Regions from separate parts of the Homo sapiens genome. Here region 1 is linked to region 2. A link is an interaction called in ENCODE POLR2A ChIA-PET data of the cell type or tissue named here. Cell type or tissue: Panc1. All regions are shown on one strand. Each heading gives the region's core, and the rest is flanking DNA. Links, peaks and the distances in the headings are about the cores only. Region 1 holds the start of LOC124904238 (a long non-coding RNA gene). Region 2 has its middle 37 kb from the start of LINC01895.

The links. Peaks named below come from ENCODE experiments on the same cell type or tissue, not always from the same donor. Only the 100,000 strongest peaks of a DNase experiment are listed, where the experiment ranks them.
Region 1: POLR2A ChIA-PET joins it to region 2 with 5 read pairs; 1 of 35 experiments calls an interaction of 5 or more read pairs at or near these places.

What each region holds. Positions count from the first base shown.
Region 1 is chr18:3,872,766-3,878,150 of GRCh38, forward strand. All of the region lies in intron 4 of DLGAP1 (DLG associated protein 1), which reads right to left. It overlaps LOC124904238 (a long non-coding RNA gene), which reads left to right and starts at 5,060. Exons shown (of 4, transcript XR_007066270.1): 1 at 5,060-5,347. In Panc1, for the core only: no CTCF peak of the experiment used is centred there; no DNase peak of the experiment used is centred there; H3K27ac peaks cover 292 bases.
Region 2 is chr18:3,310,561-3,315,945 of GRCh38, forward strand. No RefSeq gene overlaps it. Among named protein-coding and RNA genes, the nearest start is that of LINC01895, 37 kb to the right of the region's middle. In Panc1, for the core only: no CTCF peak of the experiment used is centred there; no DNase peak of the experiment used is centred there; H3K27ac peaks cover 2,914 bases.

The DNA.
Region 1 (5,385 bases), core at 312-5,311, 560 kb after region 2:
AATGATTACCTTGATTTACTGTCTTTAATTTGCAATCAAGCAAACTGTCTTCTGAGGAGAATGGAAAAAGGGGAAACGAAATCTACTGGCCACTGAGAGATCCAAGGCTAGTTTTTCTCTTTCACTCTTTGCTAACTAATGCTATGCCTTTAATTAGTAGATTGGAATTCTGTGAGATCAGAAAGTGTGTGTTACAGGCAGAAACCTCTGACTGTGGCTAACCAAGCACTTTGGTGTTGCCGAAAATGTCTTTAGAAAACAGTGAAACTGAAGGCCAAGAATAATAAAGTTTCTTTAATAACTTCCAAGAAGGCTTTCCTATATATTTTTGATCTTCCCTTTACTACCACTGAGTCTTTCTGGACTGCTGCTTTCTCACAATGTTTTGTCAATTTTTTTTTCCCTTTATTAATTGGACCTGACAATAGTGAGAATAAAAGAGAATCAGAGAGAGAGAATTAACAGAATTCTGCTGCTGATCACTGATTCCACATCCAAAGTTAGCACCAGGCAGGAGCAATCTCATCTTTTTATGAATGAAGAGGGGCATCTCTACCAAGATCAGTGAAAAACAGGGAGAAGATTGTGCAAACCCAATAGGAAATCCATTCAGGAACCTTGACATTCACTTGCTGGATTATTAGGGCAATTTAAATTAAAAATAAAGAAAATCATCAATGAATGTGGTGGATGGGATTTCAGAAAAAGGCAGCAAAGAAACATCCCAGTAGCCAAAGTCATTAGCAGAACTGTTCAGCACTTTCATAAATTGCATGTAAAGTAGTTTTAACTGAATTGGGAGACTTAAAATTGTTCTAACACAAGAGGGAGGAAAACTCAGCCAGGGAAAGAAAACTCCCACTGGGCAAAGATGGAAATAATCTTGAACCAATTATTGAAAAAAATAATTTTACCTGTATTTAAAAGATCCTGGATTCATGCTTATGAATGCTTCCTCAGTGATCTTGTGTGGTACCTTATTTAAGCAGACCCCCACCCCCAAAAAGAGCAATCATCATAAATGTTAATTTTGCAAAGCAACAGTAACTATTCAGAATCCTGGTCCTGGAAAACAACCGATCATATTTCAATCACCAGCCATATAATATCCTCTAAGAGCACCTAGCAGATCTAAGGAGATCATGTGTCAATTAAAGATTTTATAAAGCCCTTGTGGAGACACAGATTTGTAGATATCTGATGTCTCCATCTGCTTTTTTACTATCTGTGCACACATTAATTTGTCAGCTCTTCCAGTCTTTCTAGCCATTATTTAGAGGAGAAATAAAATCACAAATACTACCCCTTCCTTTCCCTACCACAAAAACCATCCAAATCAACACCACACTATTACCAAATACAAAGTAATAAAAGAGTTATACCCAAACCTGGTCAGTCCTTCCATTTCTTGAAACTTGCACACAAACTGAAGAAACCCACTCAGCCTTAAAAAGGTCGATCATTTTGCTTTCCTAAAATTTCATCTCTGGGAGTGCTTTCCTTCTCGGTCTGTCTTGCTCTCTCTCTCGCTCCCTCTGTCTCTCTCTCTCCACTTCTACCGCGGAGAGAGCGTTTTGTTTCCCTTTTCCTGTTTCTACGGCTGAATGAATGCAAAATACACTGTTTGAAGGGATTTTTCTTTTAGGTTAACAGTTGGAAATCTAAAATCTTGCTCTTCTGAATGGCTTTATATGTCAGTCACTCAACATACAACATTTACATAAAGAGGCATAAACAGAACCAAGAATTCTGCTTTTTAAAAGCAAAAACAAAACAACAACAAAAACCACCTTTTATTCTATCTCTGAACCTCTTCCTATTTTATTTATTTAACTATTAAGCACTTACCCTGAGATGTGCCATAAATGCTTTATTCCAAATGTATAAGAGCCAACCACATCTCAACTGAGAATTAAACAGTTTTAATGTCTTCAAATCCATGTTCCTGCTCCCAACCCTAATACAGACAGTCACTGGCAGCGGTACAATAGTTCTAAACAGCAGACATCTGATTCTTGACATTTAAAAATAACAATATTGGAAAAAAAAGGAGTCCCTTTTTTTATTAACTGCAGACAGCTTGTGAGTGAGCACTTATCACTCATAATACAATTGACCGTATTAACTGGGACTTGCAACGATTTCAAGCTACAGTATTTGATTCCTAAGTCAATGTCAGGCAGAGGCTAAATACTTATAGACTTCTCATTTTCTATAGAATCATGGCAATGGCCTAAATTAAGCGAATTCTAAGTGATAATTCCGCAAAGAGAGAAGCAGAGCTTTGCTAGTATTTAGACTTTATTATTGGTGATTACTAATTTCATCTTTGTTAGTCTTGAATCAAATTAGGGACATAATCAGTTGTTTCATTGTTAGTCTAATTTCATATCCATGCCCTCTTAACTTCTCACATGCATATGAGGTCAAATGCACACATACATTTACCACAAAATAAATCAAGTAATAAAATAAAAAATACGCACTCATTTCCATTACTGAAGCATATTACGGAGTTGGGTAGATTTGGGATCAAGTGCTAGCTCCCCCACTTACTGTTTATGTGTTCCTGGGCAAATGATTTAAGCATTTGTGCCTGTTTTGTTGTCTATAAAACTAAAGTAAATAATACTCTACAAAGTTGTTTTGAGTACTTAATGAGACATACACAGTTTCTGGCACATAATAGATATTTGATATACACTGCTTCCTTCCTCTGCTTTGTATTTGGAGGAGGTAGAGATTGGGCATAGTAAATGAATACAGACTTTGAAAGCAGACAAATCAGTTTTGACCCAACGTGTTGCCACATACTAGCTGTGTGTCCTTGGGCAGGTTACTTAACCTAATTTACGAAATCTTAGCTTCTTCAACTGTGAAATATCTCTAGAATTTTAAAGAGCAAATTAGACAACATCTGAAAAACATACAGTAGGCATCTCTGAAATGAGAGTCCTGGGACTTCCAATTCTTGAAAATAGTTCTAATTAGTACTCTGACACATGTAATTTACGAGTTTGAAAATGCATACTGAGATCATACATCTTTTGGACCAAGCGCCTCATTTTCTAGCAGAGGAAGGAGGTCCAGAGAGCTGAAAGCATGTTTCCAGGTCATGTTACTAGTTAGCAGCAAATAAGGACTAGAACGCTCCGGGAACTAGAAGAATAGTGCTTTGCCTACTAAGTCTCTAATATTGAAGTTAAATCCATTTGTAAATCCAGCTTCAATATTAGTTGGCAATTAAGGCAATAGAGCTGAAAAAAAAAAAAAAAGAACTCCAAAGAAACCCTCTTTCCCTCTCTGTTTTCCCAAATTTACTTCTAAGAATGAGCCTATAGATGAAATTATTCCCTTGGAGCTAGCTGGCACGGGCTAACCCTATCTTCCTCAGCAGAGCTTGCACGGGGTGGCAGATCCTCTTTTCATTTCCTAGAAGCAAGAAGGGAGCCAGAAGCCCAGTTCTCAGGAGGTATTTTCTATTCTCCTCTGACCCCATATGAATATATGGCTCTTTCTTCCCTTTCTTTACAGCATCTCTTCAGCCTCAGCACAGGGGTTGGGAGGTCTACACTGTTTTACATTTAATTCTCTTACTAACATACTACCTCCCAACATTGAAATATAGATTTTTTCCCCTAGTTTGAAAGTCTTGCATAAATAGAAGCTTAATACATTCAATATCTATTAATAAGGATTAACTTGGAGTTTAGTTTAAAAGGTTGAACTAGCTTGGTTAATTATTTCCCAATGTAGGACAGAATATGTTAAACTGTTTTCAACCTTTCAATAATTTCAGAATTGAAAACAAAGGTGCTTTGGTGTCAAAGACAGATGAGCTATTACTCTGGGGAAGAAGGGAAGTAAAGGGATTAATATGAGTGTGTCTGTGATCCATTGTAATGAATGTTTTAGTTCTGTATGACGGGTGATGTATACATGGGTGTTTTATTTTTTTTCTTTATACCTTTCTGTAAGCCTCAAACGTTTCATTACAAAAATGACTTAAAGAAGGCAAATAGTTTGAAAATAGAATTTCCAAATCTTTATAGTAGGAGATCCAATAATGCTACTACTAAATCCCATACTTAAGCCTTTAAGATTTCATTCTCATTTTACTGAAAAACTTTAATAATAATATGCTTATTTTAAAGATTTTTATTTTCTTCTTGCTCACCATTTTTGATGCCCTTGATTTCAGGTCTGTGCTAGGGCATATTAGAAAGAGCTTGGTTTTGGCATCAAACATACTTGAGCCTAAATCTCAGTTGTACAACCTCCAGATTGTGGGGCTTTAAATGACTTGATATTTCTAAGTGTCAGTTTCTTCTCTTATAAAAATAGAATATTATTACATTCAGTAATCTTGGGATTATCACAAAGATTAAATGAAATAAGAAATGGGAACACATTTGCTATAGCATCTGGTATATAGTAGATTTTCAATTAATATCACTTTCCTTATCTTTCCACTTTTCACCACTACCTGAGATCGCAACTCCAAAAAGGTATAAAAAAGAAAGAAAAATGAACCTAAGGAAGGAAGAATGTAGGCATATAGGCAGATATAACGAAAACATTTCATTACTAACAAAGGCTTATGCTAGATCCATACACAGCATCCTTTACTCTGATACTTCTCATCTAATCTCATCATTACTTACTTAAGTACAGGTGTTTTTGTTTTTGTTTTTGTTTCCTTTCAGTTTGTTTTGTTTTTGCCACTGGTCATAGAACCTTCGCAGACAAAATGTGTGGTACTCTAGGGCTTTTATCTCTTTACTCCTTACTTTTTGTAAGACAGATATCCTTATCGAAATACTTTACTTTCAGTGGTGGGTGAAGCTTTATGTTCTTAAAGAGTTTCTAGAGCTTTCGGTTGCAACTTTCATTAATGGCCATTTCTCTAAGTTAAGAGACTGGGTTCTAGTCCCACCTCTGCCACATGCTAACGGTTTAACCCACTAAGTATTTACCTTTCTTTGTGTCTACTTTTTCATATGCTAAGTGGATTAAATGATTCTTTGAGCTCTGAAATTGTTATAGTTCTTGATAACTTATTAACATGTAGCAACCTTACAGGAAATTAGGCAACACCAGCTTCAGTGGGAAGTACTGACCACATAATTGTGTGTCGTGTATGAAAACTGTCCATGTGCTGGTGGCTTCTTCTGAACTCCAAGAACAGGCTCTGGCACTGCCCTTGTCCAGGGATTGCCAGCTTGGGGTCTTCTCAGGGATTGATGGAGGCATTCCCAAGGGAGCCAGACTTGTCAGGAGGAGTTCAAAGGGAGCAAAAAAGATGAACTCCTCAAAGGAAGAATTTTTCTTTGCATTTCTTCTTAAGGTGGGAGTGTAAAATGGGAGTGGGTATGTTATACTTTT
Region 2 (5,385 bases), core at 89-5,088:
TTAAAAAAGAAAAAAGAATGAACTATTGATATATACAACAACATGGATGAATCTCAAAATATTTATGCTGAGTTAAGCCACACACAAAAAGAGTATTACTGTATAATTCCATTTGTATACAATGACAAAAATGCAAATTAATCCGTAAGAGCAAAAAAACAGTTCAGTGGTTGCCTAGGGACTGGGGGTGGAAAAGAGGAGTGAGGGAGGGAGAGATTGCAGGGACACAAGGACATTTTGAGGTGACAGATATCTTCATTATTTTCAAGCCGTCATAGTTTCACAGATTTATTTACACGTCAAAACTGATCAAATCATTTAAATATGTGCAGTTTTTTACATGTCAATGTTATCTCAATAAAGAATTTTAAAAAATAAAACAAAAGGTTTTCAGGAGTTTGTAATGTGTTTACTCACACACTCCACAAACTCAATTTTATCAAATATTTTTTGAATAAGAAATTTTAAATCTGTCAATGAAATTAGCCCTTTTCAATGATGTGCGTGGCAACTACTTCCCTGTTTTTTTTTTGTTTGTTCGTTTGTTTGGAGACAGGGTCTCGCTCTGCTGCCCAGGCTGGAGTGCAATGGCCCCATCACGACTCACTGCAACCTCCCGGGCTCAAGCGATTCTCCCACCTCCGCCACCTGAGTAGTTAGGACTACAGGCCCACCACCACACCTGGCTAATTTTTTGTATTTTTTGTAGAGGCAGGGTTTCACCATGTTGCCCAGGCTGGTCTGGAACTCCTGGGCTCAAGGGATCCACCCATCTCAGCCTCCCAAAGTGCTGAGATTACAGGTGTGGGCCACCACACCCGGCCTGTTGCTTGTTTTCTAAAACTATACTGAGTGATTTTTTTTTTAAAGCTAAACAGAAAACTTATATTTTCATCAAATTAAATGTATGCTTTTTTTTTTTTTGGCTTGTGGGGTTGTATTCTGCTTAGAAAGAAGATCTACTTCAACAATATGTACTTAAAATTTTCTCACTTTGTTCACAATTTTTCTAGCATTTCCTAACATTTCAATTGCTTCATATTTCTGCCTCAAATTTATTTTGGAATAAGGCAAGAGTTAAAATATGCTTTTCTTTAAATGGTTAGTGAATTGAACCAACAATGTTTATTGAATAATTACTTTTGTTCCACAGATTTTTGTCACCTAAAAATACTTCTTTTTTTTGTTTGTTTGTTTTATTTCTGGACTTTTTAATCTACTCCATTGGTCAGTTAATTGTTGAAGTTTTGGAATCAGTGCTCACTTCTGTTAGGATTAGTCTCCCTCAATTCTCTTCTCTTTTAGTATTTTTTTTTTGCGTAATCATATTCCTTATTTTCTATCTCTTCTTTTTTTTTGTTTTTGACGGAGTCTTGCTCTTCGCATAGGCTGGAATGCCGTGGCACAATCTCGGCTCACTGCAACCACCTCCAGGGTTCAAGTGATTCTCCTGTCTCAGCCTCCTGAATAGCTGGGATTACAGGTGTGCACCACCACACCCAGCTAATTTTTGTATTATTTTTTAGTAGAGACGGGGTTTCACCATGTTGGCCAGGCTGGTCTCTAAACTCCCAACCTCAGGTGATCTGCCTGCCTTGGCCTCCTAAAGTGCTGGGATAAAGGCCTGAGCCACCGCGCCTGGCCTCTAGCTATTCTTTAATATTTTTCTTTTTCTTTTTTTTTTCCAAGATGGAGCCTCGCTCTGTCGCCCAGGCTGGAGTGCGGTGGCGCAATCTCGGCTCACTGCAAGCTCCGCCTCCCGGGTTCACGCCATTCTCCTGCCTCAGCCTCCCGAGTAGCTGGGACTACAGGCGCCCGCCACCACGCCCGGCTAATTTTTTGTATCTTTAGTAGAGACGGGGTTTCACCGTGTTAGCCAGGATGGTCTCGATCTCCTGACCTCGTGATCCGCCCGCTTCGGCCTCCCAAAGTGCTGGGATTACAGGCGAGAGCCACCGCGCCCGGCCTATTCTTTAGTATTTTTCAAAGAACTGGAAATGAATTTCCCAAGGAGTGAATGTCTTTTACTCTTATTGTCTTTTTAAAATTCTTTGTGCATTTGCAATTTTTTCTTAATGTATTTGAAGAATATGTAATTTAGTCCATAAAGATTTATGATAGGTAAAGCCTCACTTCTTTATCATCATAAAATTTTTCTTTATCATTTTTCAACTTTGTCTTTGTTTTGAATTCATCCTTGACTGATGTTGATACCAGCTCTCTTTTTGCTTTCATTGTCTTGAGATTTATTAATCTCTCTTTCCCTTTTATGTTTCTTTTTTTTTTTTTTCTTTTTCGAGATGGAGTCTCGCTCTGTCACCCAGGCTGGAGTGCAGTGGTGCGATCTCAGCTCACTGCAACCTCTGCCTCCCGGATTCAAGCAATTCTTCTGCCTCAGCCTCCCAAATAGCTGAGACAACAGGTGCGTGCCACCATGCCCAGCTAATTTTTGTATTTTTAGTAGAGATGGGTTTCGCCATTTTGGCCAGGCTGCTCTGGAACTCCTGACCTCAGGTGATCCACCCACCTTGGCCTCTCAAAATGCTGGGATTACAGGCGTGACCCACCGCGCCAGGCCCTCCCTTTTTTCTTTCTGAATAACTTTGTTTCTAACTCTCTTATATATGACATTTAATCTTTTTTTAACCCAATCTGATTTTTTTCTCCTATGTATTTACTACATTTATTTTATTTATATGTCATATACTTGATGTTAATTTTTCATCAGAATATATTTATAGTTTTAACACAACCTTTGTTTTGCTTAATGATTTCTGTTTGCTTTAAGTGTGTACTTTTCTTTTTGAAACTTGGAAGTCTGGTTGTTTACTTTTAGATCTTCTAGGCTATGGAATTTTTGTTCAAAATTTTTTAGCTTATTTACTTTTAAGGAAGACGCAGACAATTTAATGTAGAGGAAGGGTTATTAAATTTTCCTCCACATTTTGCTCTATCTACATCAGATCTGTAAGGGAAAAATAATAAATATTCCTCTTTGCCAGACATACAGTCTTATTGCAACTACATATTTGTCCTATATAGCAAATGCAGCCATAGATAGTAAGAGATGAATGGGTGTGGCTGTGTTCCAGTTAAAATTACATGGACAGACACATTGGTATTTCATATGTCAAAACTATTTTTAAATGATTTACAAATGTAAAAACTAATTTTAGGCTGTAGTCTAGATTTAACTCAGCCCAAAAGCCTGAGAGTCAAGAGAGGCAATAGCGTAAGTTCCTATCCAAAAGTGTGCAAGCTTGACACCCAAAAACAGCCAATGTCTCAGTTTGAGTCCAAAGGCTGGAAAAGACTGACGTCCCAGCTCAAAGCAGTCAGGTAGGAGGAGCTTCCTTTTACTCAGCGTTTTTGTTCTATTCAGATCCTCAACTGATTGCATGAGGCCGACCCACATTAGAGAGAACAATCTGCTTTACTTGGTCTATTGATTCACATTTCAGTCTCTTCCAGAAACATCCTCACAGACACTCCTAGAATGTTTGACCAAATGCCTCAGCACACCCTGGCCCGATCAACTTAACACATAAATTTAACCATCACACGTGGCAATCTCAGTTTTCTGTTGCCTTACGTCCCTTTGATTTCTTGTTTCATTGAATTCATACACAGATGCTCCTCAACTTACAGTGGGGTTATGTCCTGATAAACCCATCATAAGTTGAAAATATTGTATGTAAGTAAAAAGTGCATTAATACACCTAACCTACCAAACATCATCTACGGAATGCGTGTCACTTTTGCGTTACTGTAAGGTCAAAACATTGCAAGTGAAACCATCATAAATCAGGGACCATCTGTACTTTAAATTTTTTTCCTAGACTACAAAACTTTGGTTTTAGGAATTTTTCTTCACATTTTAAAGGTGTGTTTCTTTCCAGATAATAGTTTTAATCTTTTGTTCCTTTTTTTTTTTTTTTTGCTATATTTTTGCATTTTCATATACTCCTCTCCATACTACTCTTTAACATGTGGGGCTCTATCCATGTTTTCTATTTTTGCAGATACAGTGTGGATGAATTTTTATTTATTACTTTTCTTTATTATTTTTTCCCATTGCCCTGAGACTCGTCTTCCTCTTAGAAATTCAGTTTGAGGTTGCATCTTTTGTGCTCTGTCTTTTCTCCCAGTGCCTGAGGAAAAGTTGAAGGGAGCATATATCGGTTAGGATTAGACTTGACTGTAATAGAAAAAGCTCAAAGTAACAGTGGGTTAAATCAGAATGAAGTTTATTGCTGTCTTACTTAGAAGTCTGAGTAGGTCATCACAGTTGGTATGACACTCTGCAGTGTTAGAGTCTCAAGCTCAAGTTCACCAGGTGGTTCCAGATGGTCACTCTAGCTCCAGCCATCACATCTACTTTATAGCCAGGAGAAAGAGAGAAGAGGAAATGGGCATGTCCACTCCATTTAAATATCTTCTCACAACATTTACATATTGCATAGGACTTCACCACTGCGATTGCACTTAGCTACAATGCTGGTGTAGAAATATATATTTTCTTCTGAGTAGGCCTTGTGCCCAATAAAAACGTGTAGATTTTTCTAGTAAGGAAAAAGGAAGAACAGACAGTAGGGGCAACTACTGGTTTCTTTTCTTTTTTTACTTTAAGCTCTGGGACACATGTGCAGAACGTGCAGATTTGTTACATAGGTACACATGTGCCGTGGTGGTTTGCTGCACCTACCAACCCATCATCTAGGTTTTAAGCCCCTCATGCATTAGGTATTTGTCCTAATGCTCTCCCTCCCCTTGCCCTCCACCCCTCTACAGGCCCCAGTGTGTGATGTTCCCCGCCCCATGTCCATGTGTTCTTATTGTTAAACTCCCACTTATGAGTGAGAACATGCAGTGTTTGGTTTTCTGTTCCTGTGTTAGTTTGCTGAGAATGATGGTTTCCAGCTTCATCCATGTCCCTGCAAAGGACATGATCTCATTCTTCTTTATGGCTGCATAGTATTCCATGGCATATATGTGGCACATTTTCTTTATCCAGTCTATCATTGATGGACATTTGGGTTGGTAATGCTAATGATTATCTGAGCCTTCAGCAAGTTGTAATCTTTTTGCTGGTGGAGGGTCTTGCCTCAATGTTGATAACTACTGATTGATTAGGGAGGTGGTTGCTGAAGGTTGGAATGACTGTGGCAATTTCTTAAAATAAGACAACAATGAAATTTGCCTCATTGATTGACTCTGTCTTTCATGAAGTATTTTTCTGCAACACAGGATACTGTTTGATAGCATTTTACCCACCACAGTAGAACTTGTTTCAAAATTGGAGTCAATCCTCTCAAACCCTGCCGCTGCTTTATCAAGTAAGTTCATGTAATATTTGAAATAATTTGTTGTCATTTCAACAATGTT